Regions from separate parts of the Homo sapiens genome. Here region 1 is linked to region 2. The links are chromatin contacts, found by Hi-C or POLR2A ChIA-PET in ENCODE. All regions are on one chromosome and are shown on one strand. The core of a region is the stretch at or near the end of the contact, and the rest is flanking DNA. Distances in the headings are between cores, read along the strand shown.

Region 1 (5,520 bases), core at 1,303-3,802, 50 kb before region 2:
AATACATATTGCCATGGTGAAGCTCTAAATAGATTCAACGAAACATCTAAAAATGGAAAGTTGTTAAAAAAAAAAAAAGCAAAGAAATATCGCCAAAGAAAAAATATTAATCGTAGCTTAAATATAAAACTAAATCACTAGTTAAACTATACAGATCTAATACAAACCAAAACCAGCCTGAAAGACCCAACCTTAAAAAATGCTAAAAAATAAGGCATAAATCTGCATAATATTCAGTTTTATTTCCATTCTCTCCTTTCCCTCTACTATGTATGCTTTACCTGATCTGCCTCTAGGGGCTTACAAGAAAACGGTTTCCGGTTTCCGTCTTCCGTCTTCCGTCTTCAATTTGACCTCAAATGTCCTGAGCAAAGTTTTTGCTATTCTGCTGAGGGTTCTTTTGCTGGTAAGCTTTAGATATCGTTATTTCTGCTAATTCAGTAGTTTTGATCGTAGTGCCAAATTTAAATTCTTCCACTGGTTCTTCTGTAAGGAATTAAACTTTTATGGTGTCTTGCCTGCATAGTATTATTTTTTTAAGAAAGAAAACCCAAGCAAAATCTATTGCTTACAGAGGTTTCTTACTTTTTAAACAAACAGAATAACTCTTGACAATTTTAAAACCTTGGGAGAAATAGTTCATTAGAACTTCATTATCTTACCATGAAGAAGTAAATACTAAAAACCTGTTCTGAAGCACTTGGTTACTTTTCTCTCCCAGAGTCTAATAAAGCACATGTGAAAGGACCATTTGTGTTAGTCAGAAATACATTTTATGTTCTGCTACTTATAAGTACTCAGTATGTTCTTTAGGACTCATTTTGAAGATGCACCAGGAGGCTTTTCTCATTCAAGCACTGCCTACCGTGATCGCTGAATTCTGACCTCAAAGAAGATCTAAGTAATTTACATCAGTGCTCAAGAATAATTCTGGACATCTTGGTCCACAGCCTACAGCAAGTGGTATCTGTAAAATTAAAGGATAATTCCAGTGGGCTTGGTCGGACTGCTGCTTTGCCATCTCTTGTTTGTTTTGAGGAAGTGGGGGGAGGCTAGGTAAGAACACGGAAATAGGGAACGGGGTAAGGGAGAGGTGAGAAGAGCAAGGAGAGATAAAGCAGGCTGTGAACATACTGCTCGTTAACCAAGCCATACTCATACTGTTGAGATTTCCATCATTTTGAAGTACATTATCATAACATTAAAAAAGAAAAAAATGTTAAGAAAATGTATCTAATTTTTAAAGTTATCACCGGAATATGCTGAAATAATTTGGCTTTTTGTAAAATATAAATAATGAAGACGCTGACTTTTTTTGTGCTTGTGAAGCTAATAGATCACCTCCACGAGACAGGCAGCAATGATGAATTGCAAAACGTTATTAATGAAGGGAAAAGGTTCAAGCCAATATTCACACTGCAGTCAATGAAAGAGTAAGGGGGCTTCTGAGGAAGGGTTGAAGATGACATGGGAGAGTAGCAGGAACAACCCCCTTCGCTGACTGTTTGCTCCTGAGGCTTTTCCAGTTTTATGTCACTCATGTCTTCTCTGCTTCCGTCCTGTGTGCTTTCCATTCCCGGCAAAGCTGCTGCTACACGTCGAAAGAGCTGCTTTACATTGTATCCAGCTTTTGCCCTAGTTTCAATAAACGTAACATTCAGCCCTTTGGCTTTCCTCTCTCCCTCCTCAACTGACACTTGCCTCTTGTCAGCAAGATCTGTTCTATTTCCTACTAGCGTGATGATAACATCACTTCCTCTTTCTGTTCTGACATCATCAATCCACTTTGTAGTTTGCTGGAATGAGTTAACATTTGTGATATCGTAAACTACTACAGCTGCAGCAGAATCACGGATGTACCTGGGAATGAGGCTACGGAGACGTTCCTGACCCGCCGTATCCCACAGCCGAAGCCCGATTGTTCCATCCTCCAAGTACATAGTTTTTGATAAAAAGTCAATGCCAATTATTGCCTGATAGGTGTTGTCAAAACTGTCATACCTGAATCTGGTGATCAAAGATGTCTTTGCAACGCTTTGCTCCCCCAGGAACACCAGCTTGAATTTCCTCAGCGGATTCCCGAAGTCTCCGCCCGCGGACATGGTGGAACTAGAGGAGCTGTCGCCGCCTCAGCCCAGAGACCTCCCGGACCGATGCTCCTCCAGCCGGCTGACGAAAAAGGCGAGCGGAAGGGCGGGCGCCGAGCTCTCTGCGCCCCTGCAAGGGCCGGTGGAGGAGCCCGGCTGGAGGAGCCCGGCTGGAGGGCAGCAGGGCTCGCCACAGACTGGCAGCCGCCGCCGCCTCCCGGCAGAGTAGCCGAGCACGGAGCGAGGCCCGCGGCTGGGAAGGGAAGGAGGGCGGTGTCGGCAGGAGCCAGGGGTGTGCTTTGGCTTCCCAAGGCTAGGGCCGTTCCCTCCTTCCGCACCCGGCTCAGAGACCTGCGGGAGAGAGACGGAGGGTGGCGGAGCCCAAACCGCAGATGTATCCGGGATCTCTCACGCGCGGCGCTTCGGCTTCCCCAGCCGCCGCCGCCGCAGCCCAACCTGCTGAGTGCGCGAGCCTCTGGCGCAGGGCGAGCCAGGGCGCCTCAACACAGTTTTTTAAATACACAAAACATATGTACTAAAAACAATGGTGCGGTGAAAACAAAATAATGCAAACTAGAAAAAGGACAAAATTGACATTTTAAAAACTTTATTATGTATTATTAAATATATATTAAATAGAAATGTTATAAAATTTAACGTCCCTATCTCCCCGTCTCTGTGAGAGGTCAGAAACCTAACTTTTCTAAGCCACAATTAAGCAAACACATCTGGCCTAATCACATGGACCAACATCTCTCCTAACATCAGGCAGGAAGTTTCAGTAGCTCCTGCAAAACTCTCCCACCTTGCATTTGAACAGAAATGTCAACTGATACAATTACCCAAGACTTGTATTAGACTGAATCTCACAATCACACTCAGCCTGATTATTAACCCTTCTCCTGCATCTTGCTCACCTAAATGTATCTACATTTTCTATGAACTGAAGAGCTTAGAAATGTATGTCGTCCATGTATTATAGTGTAAGTTATTGTAATATAGAAATATGGATTTTCTTTAACTCCCATTTTCTGCCTAGGAAATAGCAATGTTTTTTGAGTATGGCAAGTGTTTCCAAGCATTCAGAAGTGGAGAGTGTAGGATATCCACTGCAAAATGAGGTCTGCTTGTCATCCTCTTAGTCTCCACTGCTATCCCTCCCTCATCTCTCTCTGTTTCATTGGTGAGTATGGAAGATCAGTCACTTTTATATGAAATGAAAATTGATGAAACTAAGGTGTTGATTTGATTATCCAAGCAACCATTTATTGAGTGTTCATTACAAGTCAAATTGTGTTCTGGAGAACAGCTCAGGAAATGAATGTTTGACATCGATGTACATAACAGAAATACGAACATACCATTAAAAACTCAGACCTCTTATGACAATCCAGATTCTCATGTAAGTTTTGTGAAGCTCTTTCAAGATGAAAATGTAACAATTCAAAAAAAATTATTTAAACAAGTCATTCTTGAGACATAAAAATGGAATTAGAAGATCATATATGGCTGTTTCACTAGCTGAAATCTAAAGTACTGTTTTTAGTCAATTAACGGCCATATAATTGTTAGTTTTATATACTGATATTCATCAGAAATTAAAAACTTTAAAAAGTATTTCTGTCTCATTCTACTAATTTTAAAATTTCATTTATTTGGTTATATTTCTTCATTTTACCTGGCCTTGAATACTTCTTTCCTGCCCAGCATTAAGTTTAATTAATGTCTAATTTGTTTACTTGGTTTAGTTACTTTTGATCATGCTTGGTACACTTCTTATGGACCAGGCATGTAGAAATGTTTACAAGTTTATGGTCCTCACTCTTCCAAATCCCTAATGGCGGCACCCAACAGACACATACCACAATGTAAACACATACTCACACGCACCTGCACACCCATACTCACCCACCTACACGCAGACACACACCCATACTCACCCACCTACACCCAGATACACCTGCACTCACCCACACACACCCAGACTCACCCACACACACCTGTAGTCCCCAGCTACTCCCAAGGCTGAGGCGAGAGATGCTTGAATCTGGGAGGCAGAAGTTACAGTGAGCCAAGATCATGCCTCTGCACTCCAGCCTGAGCGACAGAGCAAAACCCTGTCTCAAAAAAAAAAAAAAATTAGACAATTGTGGTAGCCCATGCCTGTATTCTCAGCTACTTGGGGGAGCTGAGTTGGGGGGATCACTTGAGCCCGGGAAGTCGAGGCTACAGTGAGCCGTGGTCATGCCACTGCACTCGAGCCTGGGTGACAAAGCAAGATCCCTTCTCTACAAAGAAAAAAAAAAAAGAAGTCATCCACCATGGGCACTGAGTCTGATAACCACATACTTTCCTCAGCATAAATCTCCCAGTAGAGTTGCTTTTAGAAAATAGAAGTCATCCCAGCGCAGTGGCTCATGCTGTAATCCCAGCACTTTGGGAAGCTAAGGTGGGAGAATTGCTTGAGCCCTGGAGTTGGAGACCATCCTGGGCAACGTAGTGAGACCCCATCGCTATATACAATTTTAAAAAGTGGCTGGGCATGGTGGCATGCACGTGCGGTCCCAACTACTTGGAAGGCTGAGGTGGGAGGATGGATGGAGCCCAGATGGTGGAGGCTGCAGTGAGTCATGATCACACCACTGCACTCCAGCCCCAGCAGTGGAGTGCGACCCTGTCTCAAGAAAAAAAAAAAAAAAAAAAGGAAAAAGAAAATAGAAGTCAAGAATGGGGGCCCAAATGACTGTTCTGAGTTTCTTTGGTCTGTAGTTATTTTTGTATTGTTTCACAGCCTTTCTCAAAAAAAAAAAAAAACAAACCCAAACAAACGAAAAAACCACCACCACTACCACCAACCACCACAACAACAAAACAGGTTTTAAGTGACCTAATAGGTATTCTGTGTCTCTGGTTCTTTTTCAGAGACCAAAAGACTAGGAGCCTGGCTTCTAGTTTTCAAAAGAGCTAAGTGACTGACCTAGGCTGATGACTCGCAATCCTCGTTTTACAGTTGAACCACCTGAGGAGCTTTTTCAAAATACACATGTCTGGTTTCCAGACCCAGAGATTCTGATTGGGTAAGTCTTGCCTCAGAGATGGGAATGTGTTCTTTTTAAAAGCTCCACAGATAATTTTAGGAGGCAATGCCAGTTAAAAGCCCCCAAATCAGACCCCATTCAGCAGATGCTAGTGTAGGTTAATACTGTGTGAGAACGCTAGAAAAAATTATGTTTGTATTTTCTATAAGCATATACAGAAAGTATGGTACAATGAAAAACATGGTTATAGTAATGCCAAATTGCCTTCCAATTAATTTCTTATGAAGATATTAGTTAATTAGTTGAATTAATTTCTGGTCAAGATATACTATGACCTCTATTATTTTTCTATTCTAAAAGTGGAAAATAAGATACTCTATTACTATGTTTCAATA
Region 2 (6,433 bases), core at 2,551-5,050:
TTGCCTTTCGCTGTCCCCTTTCTTCCCCCCACCTCCCCCCTCAGCTTAATGTTGCCCCTTCACAGGTGAGGCTCAGACAGGGTGACTCATGTCAAGTGACTTACTAGACTGCAGTCTGGGGCGGTACACAGATGCTCATTCCACCACCCTGCACATTGCACAGGACTTTACAGTTTACAAGCCACAATCCCACTTAGCCAGGGATGGCTATTGCTCATTCCAGTTGCCCAGGTGAGGGGAAAGCTCAGATCTCATGATGGTGCCAACGCAGAGCCCTCACAAAGCATCCAGGCCTCCTGCCCCCACAAGTCGTTGCCCCGACCTTGGCAGAAGTGTCCTGTACTAAGATAGAAGCCCCTAGTGCCTTTCAGGGCCCGGTGAACTGTGGGATTAAGCACTTGGGGAAAGGATCCAGACCAGCCCTCGGGATCCCCTGCTTTGGGTGAGTCCCTTCCCCTCTCTGGTGCTGTTTCTTCCTCTATAAATTGGGGAGAATGATACCCACCCCACAGGGCTGGCCTCAGAGATTAGATAAGAGAGGAAGTGCCCAGCAGGGAACATGCATCAACATACATTCTCTCAGATGACTCCACTGATCTCTCTGAGCCTCAGTTTACCCACCTGTTAAAGATGACCACCAATGGCTTCCTCACAAGCTGCACGAGGAGTGGCTGGGACTCTGCTCAGCATAGAATACAGGCCCCAGTACACACCCTGCCACCCCCCTCCCCTTTACTCCCTCCCAGCTCAGCCCCAGGCTCCAGGAGCTAAGGGCACAAAGCAGCACCTGTGTTTCTCCCGGAGGGAGGAGGGAGCAGCCTGCCCACAAGTGGCTACTTTTGGTGCCCCTTTTAGCCACAACTTGTACAGAGACTTTAAACCCACTTTTAAACGTTATTTTTCTTTCTGATTATGCATGCTCATTGCTACAGATAAAGAAGAAAAGGAGTTTGGGAGGCCGAGGCGGGCAGATCACAAGGTCAGGAGATGGAGATCAGCCTGGCTAACACAGTGAAACCCTGTCTCTACTAAAAATACAAAAAATTAGCCAGACCTGGTGGCACAAGCCTGTAGTCCCAGATACTTGGGAGGCTGAGGCAGGAGAATCACTTGAACCTGGGAGGCGGAGCTTGCAGTGAGCCGAGATCAAGCCACCACACTCCAGCCTGGGTGACAAAGCAAGACTCCGTCTAAAAAAAAAAAATGAAGAAGAAAAGGAGGAAAGTATTCATGTGTTAGTGTAATTTCACATTGACTTCCTACATTTTTGTGCATATTCTTTCAGATTTTAGATGATATATCTTAACTCTTTATTATGAAAACTTTTGGATACAAAAAATACAAAATAATAGTATATGAAAGAATGATATAATGTACTATTAACTCTGCTTCAACAAGTATCAGTTCATGGGCAGTTTTTTCTTATCTATAGTCTCCACCCTTTCTCCCTTCCCTGGATTATTTTAAAGGAAATCCAGGCATTGTATGTTTTCTTTTTTTTTTTTTTCAGACAGGCTCTCATTCTGTCACCCATGCTAGAATGCAGTGGTGCAATCTCGCCTCACTGCAGACTCTGCCTCCCGGGTTCAAGTGATTCTTCTGCCTCAGCCTCCCGAGCAGCTAGGACTACAGACACATGCCACCACACCTGACTAATTTTGGTGTGTTTAGTAGAGACAGGGTTTCACCATGTTGGCCGGGCTGGTCTCGAACTCCTGGGTTCAAGTGATCCACCTGCCTCGGCCTCCCAGTGTGCTGGGATTACAGGTGTGCACCACCACACCTGGCTAATTTTTGCATTTTTTAGTAGACACGGGGGCAGGGGGGTTTCTCCATGTTGGCCAGGCTTGTCTTGAACTCCTGACATCAAGTGATCAGCCTGCCTTGGCCTCCCAAAGTGCTGAGATTACAGGCATGAGCCACCACACTGGGCCCCAGTCTTGGTTTCTTTTAGCAGCACTCAGAGAAACCTTTATCCCTGATGGCTTTTTAGACCATGAGCCACCACACCCGGCCCGCATTTTGGAGTTTTTTATAGAAACACTTGAAGAATAGTGTTCTGCTGCTTTCAAAAATAATCAAAACCCATGGATCATTTTGAATGAATCATACATTTTAATACAAATATTGGATGTGGTAAATTTATTATTGTATTGTATTGAATGTGGTCAAATATAATTAACCCCCAGGTGGTCAGGGTTGTTTTTCAAAGCAGAGTGTGATTTTGACAATTCGGAAGATACAGCAGCACCTTTCACAGATGCCACTGAGAAAACATTTCTCATCACCGAGCACGCAGAAATCATCTGCGTTGTGGCACTTTCTTACTGTTTGGGTCCAGATACAAAAGGTCTCCCCATAAGGCCTGGAAGTAGATGGAGCGGTACTTCTGCCTCAAAGGATGGGACCCAGGGGCCACGTCTCTTTAACTGGGGCAGCCAGCCCAGCCCAGCCGTCCCCTGGGGCTTCTGGGCTCCACAGCAGCCTGTACTCACCAGCACAGGGTGCCCCACCTGTAGCCACCATCCAGGGTGTACATCAGGCCCCAAGCAGGAGCTGGGCCAGAGAAAACAATGCAGCATCCAAGGAGGTCCATTTCCCAACTGGCGGTGCCTGGGAGAGCGGGAAGAAAAGAAGGAAGGGAGCCCTGTGGAGCCACAGCCTTGGCTGCTCAGGGTTAATCATCATAATCCTTCAGCCTTTCCACTCCCCTTGTCTGAGCCACTGACAGCCCCGTGGGTGCATGTGCGTGTCTACTAATTTTTTTTTTTTTTTTTTAATACAAGACAGGGTTTTTCTCTGTTGCCCAGGCTGGAGTGCAGTGGTGCAATCGTAGCTGACTGTAGTCTCAAACTCCTGAGCTCAAGCGATTCTCCCACCTCAGCTTTCCAAATACCTGAGATTATAAGCATAAGCCACCAATCCTGGCTAATTTTTTAATTTTTTTTTTTTGTAGAAACAGAGTCTCACTATGTTGCCCAGGGTGTCCTCAAACTTCTTTTCAAGCGATCCTCCTGCCTCAGCCTCCTAAAGCTCTGGGATTACAGATGTGAACTACTGAGCCCAGCCCCTGTAGCTAATTTTTGAGGCCTCTCTGCAGCTTCTGAAAGACAGAGAAGAATTAAGGATGAGCTACATGGGGGATTCAGGGCCTCAAGCCTACCCTACCCCCATTTTATGGAGGAGGCAGCAGAGGCTCAGGGAGGAGAAGGAACTGTCTCACAATCCCACAATCATTAGTGGCTGAACCAGGCTGAGAACAGGGGTCTCCAGCATGTTTTCTGCCATGATGCGTTCAAGTCAGCGCCATGGTGAGGACTCTGGTGCAGAGGGAGCAGGCAGTACAATGTTAGGCCCTGCTCCAAGCTTGTTCTCTCAGATGCACTCCGTGGAGGCCTTGATGACCTCATGGACAGTTGCTCCAGGGTGCACAGAGCACAATTGTGTCCAGATGTGAAGGATTAGTGCTGAGCCATGTGGGGAGTGACCTCAGCCCAGCCTTTTCCCTGGAGGGGTTTTGGAGCCAAGTTAGACCTTGTCACAGACACGTAGAGAACAGGGTGTTTTAGGCCAGTGGAGAGGAGCAGGCTCTGGTTGCTCCTGACTTCCAAAGCAGCCAGACTCCCACTTGGCTGGCAGGGTCACACTGCGTCCTCCTGGTCTGAGCTTGGGGGAGGTGTGTGAGGGGAGAGTGGCTAGGGTCTGGGAGAGGGCAGGTGAGCCTCCGGGGAAAGGCTTGGCCAAAGGCCTCTGGACAGAGCCAGCAGGGGGTGTGTGTATCCACAGACTCATGATGACAGGCCCTCTCCCAGGTCGGCCACTCTGTGGGTGAGAACAGCTCTTCGGGCCTCCTCAGAGCTTTTCCTCTCCAAGCCGAGCAGCCCAGTTTCAGCTGAGACAATTGAGTTAAAATTTGGAGTCCCAGACTGGGTGCGGTGGCTCATGCCTATAATCCCAGCAGTTTGGGAGGCTGAGGCGGGCGGATCACTTGAGCCCAGGAATTCGAGCTTAGCCTGGGCAACATAGTGAAACCCCATCTCTACAAAAAATACAAAACTTAGCCAGGCTCAGTAATGTGTGCCTATAGTTTCAGCTATTCTGGAGGCTGAGGTGGGAGAATTACTTGAACCTGGGAAGCAGAGGTTGCAGTGAGCCATGATCGTGCCACTGCACTTCAGCCTGGGTGACAGAGTGAGACCCTGTAAAAAAAAAAAAAAGGAGTCCCTTCCCATAGCCTTCTCTAGACCTGCTCCTGCCTCTCAAGGGCCTTCTCAGAATGTGGGGCCAGGATGGAGCATAGCCCCCAGTGGCCTCTCTCTCTCTGAATATTTTACATGGATGCCTGCAGCCCACCATGGCTGCTGCTTTCTGCTGACAACCCCGCCAGACAGCCAGCTTTTGTTATGGAACATTTCAAACCATGCACACAAAAGTAGAGAGAATTGCTGAATGCACCCCCGTGTGCTCATCACCCAGCTTCAGCAATTAGCAACTGTCAGCCCATCCTCTTTGCTCTAAATATCCACGCATGCCTCTCCCCCATCCCCACCCAGGCCTGGATTATTTGGAAGTAAATCCCAGACAGTATAGCATTTCATCTGTAAATATTTCAGTATAGGTCTTTAAAGGACTCACCATAAAAAAATAACCAAAGCACCATTATAATGTCCTCCTCCCTCCCCAGATTCAGCAATAACACCATGATCTTTTGCAGAATCTTTTCTAAGTTCAGTGGAGGGAAATAATGAAAAGGAGAATTTGAAAAACAGATTGTTCTCCACAAAAGATGCTCAGAGTGGAAGGACGTTTTGTTCCTGGTCTTGTTCTCATCCCTGAGTGGAAGAGCTGAGAGCTAGATAGAGTTGAAATCAGAAAATCACAGGGCAGGGGGCCCCATCTTGCTGAGATGAGGCCTGGAGGTGAGGGTGCCTGAGTTCCAGGCATTTGCAGATGGTGTGACCTTAGACAAATCACTCGGCCTCTCAGAGTTACACATCCATCACCAGCTCCATCCTATCTCAAGACCTGCCCCACTTCTAGACAACTGCAGATGACCCCTTGGCCAACCCATCCAACACCAAGGCCTTACAGCTACAGACACTGCATGTACAGAGATCCGTTCCATAACTCTCTCCCCCAGCTGAGCTTTGGATGCCCACATCCATGGCCACAGCCTTAATATTGTCACTATCTGAAGCTGCCCTAACTCTAAAAGCTAAAATTGCAATATTCTTTACCTCTTGTTCCTCCTGTGATTCCTAAGACCTCCAGTCTCTTCAGCCCCCATTTCTCCCAATTTATTGGCCCTCTTCTTGGCCTCATTTCTTTCCTTATCCCAGCTGGATTCCAGGGCTCCTCTCCTAAACCCCTGGCTGGCCAAATCTCAGTTCCTTGGCCCCTTGCTTCCACCACATCCATCCTGCAGACTCCTAGGTTTCAGCTCCATCCGGCCATCTGTCTTTGCACCCAGACTGTGGAGCACTGCTGGGGGAGGACTTGTGCTTCCAGGATTCCTTGTTGATGCCAGCTCATTCTTCATGGTCCTCCTCCACTGCATCCCTCATTCTGCACATCCCCTTTTGAAGCCCTCTTTTTATTCAAGTCCCTTACCTAGTGGTACACTGATGGACTGGCTCTCAAAAAAAAAAAAAAAAAAAAAAAAAAAGGACGGGGGGGGTGTTGATTTCTGTGATGTAAATGTTCTCATCATGGCCACAATTTTTTTTTCTTTTTTTACTTAAAAAATTTTTCTTTTTAGAGATAGGGGTCTAACTATGTTGATCAGCCTGGTCTCTAAGTCCTGGCCTCAAGTGATCCTCCCACTCGGCCTCCCAAAGTCCTAAGATTGCAGGCATGAGCTACCATTTCCAGACACCATGGTCACTATTTTAATGTCTGTTTTTAGCAACCTACTCATAGAATTCTTGAAATTTTAACATCTAGCTCTCCTCCCTACGTGATCTCCATCTTACTGCACCGAGTAAATAGAGGCTATCAGGTGGGAGCTCACTCCACTTTTTGGCCCTCTAGTTAGATGGTTTACCTTTGCCCATTTTTGCTTCATTCCCTCTGTCTTCCTTCCAGATGTGTTCCCACCCGCTCTGGATCCAGGGCCTCCCATCAATTCAGGAAGTGCATTCCTTGGGTTCTCTTGTCTTCCTCCTGTCCCTCAGGCTGTAAGCATGGTTGTGTTTTCCAGTGTTTAAAACAAAAACAAAAACAAATGACAACCATAAATACTTCTCTAGACCTTGCGATCCAATCTCCCTTCCTTCACAGCCAAGCTTCATGAAATTTTCCAGAATCCAAGTTTCCACTCCCAACCTCACCTTCCCTTCTCATGTCATGGTAATCCAAACTCTGCTTTTCCTCCACTCCTAAAAGTGCTGGGGTGAAATTTAGCAGGGCCTTTCCCATGCTGTGTTTCCAGTCC

Evidence for each region. Hi-C counts contacts between places; a loop is a spot of excess contacts on that map. ChIA-PET counts read pairs that join two places held with the same protein, here RNA polymerase II (POLR2A). Pooled maps may share reads with other maps.
Region 1: a map of dorsolateral prefrontal cortex shows a loop between it and region 2 (5-fold over the local background). The contact joins the promoter of RAB6C here to the enhancer-like site in region 2. A Hi-C loop is called at or near these places in 4 of 168 maps with a recorded cell type or tissue (dorsolateral prefrontal cortex and posterior cingulate gyrus) and 3 of 50 pooled maps. POLR2A ChIA-PET finds 5 or more read pairs at or near these places in 5 of 52 experiments (BJ, GM10248, H1 and 2 more).

What each region holds. Positions count from the first base shown.
Region 1 is chr2:129,976,698-129,982,217 of GRCh38, reverse strand. It overlaps RAB6C (RAB6C, member RAS oncogene family), which reads right to left and starts at 2,552. Exons shown (of 1, transcript NM_032144.3): 1 at 1-2,552. The coding sequence starts at 2,102. The coding sequence ends at 1,338. It overlaps RAB6C-AS1 (RAB6C antisense RNA 1), which reads left to right and starts at 1,746. Exons shown (of 6, transcript NR_036537.1): 1 at 1,746-1,934; 2 at 2,049-2,181; 3 at 3,127-3,270; 4 at 5,010-5,164.
Region 2 is chr2:129,926,909-129,933,341 of GRCh38, reverse strand. LINC01856 (long intergenic non-protein coding RNA 1856) reads right to left here. Exons shown (of 4, transcript NR_110285.1): 2 at 2,496-2,613. It also overlaps the pseudogene PLAC9P1. Among named protein-coding and RNA genes, the nearest start is that of LINC01856, 6.9 kb to the right of the region's middle. Within about 2 kb of position 3,800, at least 3 of the 41 ENCODE cell types and tissues checked have a DNase peak (open chromatin) inside an H3K27ac peak, as active enhancers do; they include dorsolateral prefrontal cortex, where a contact is called at or near this core.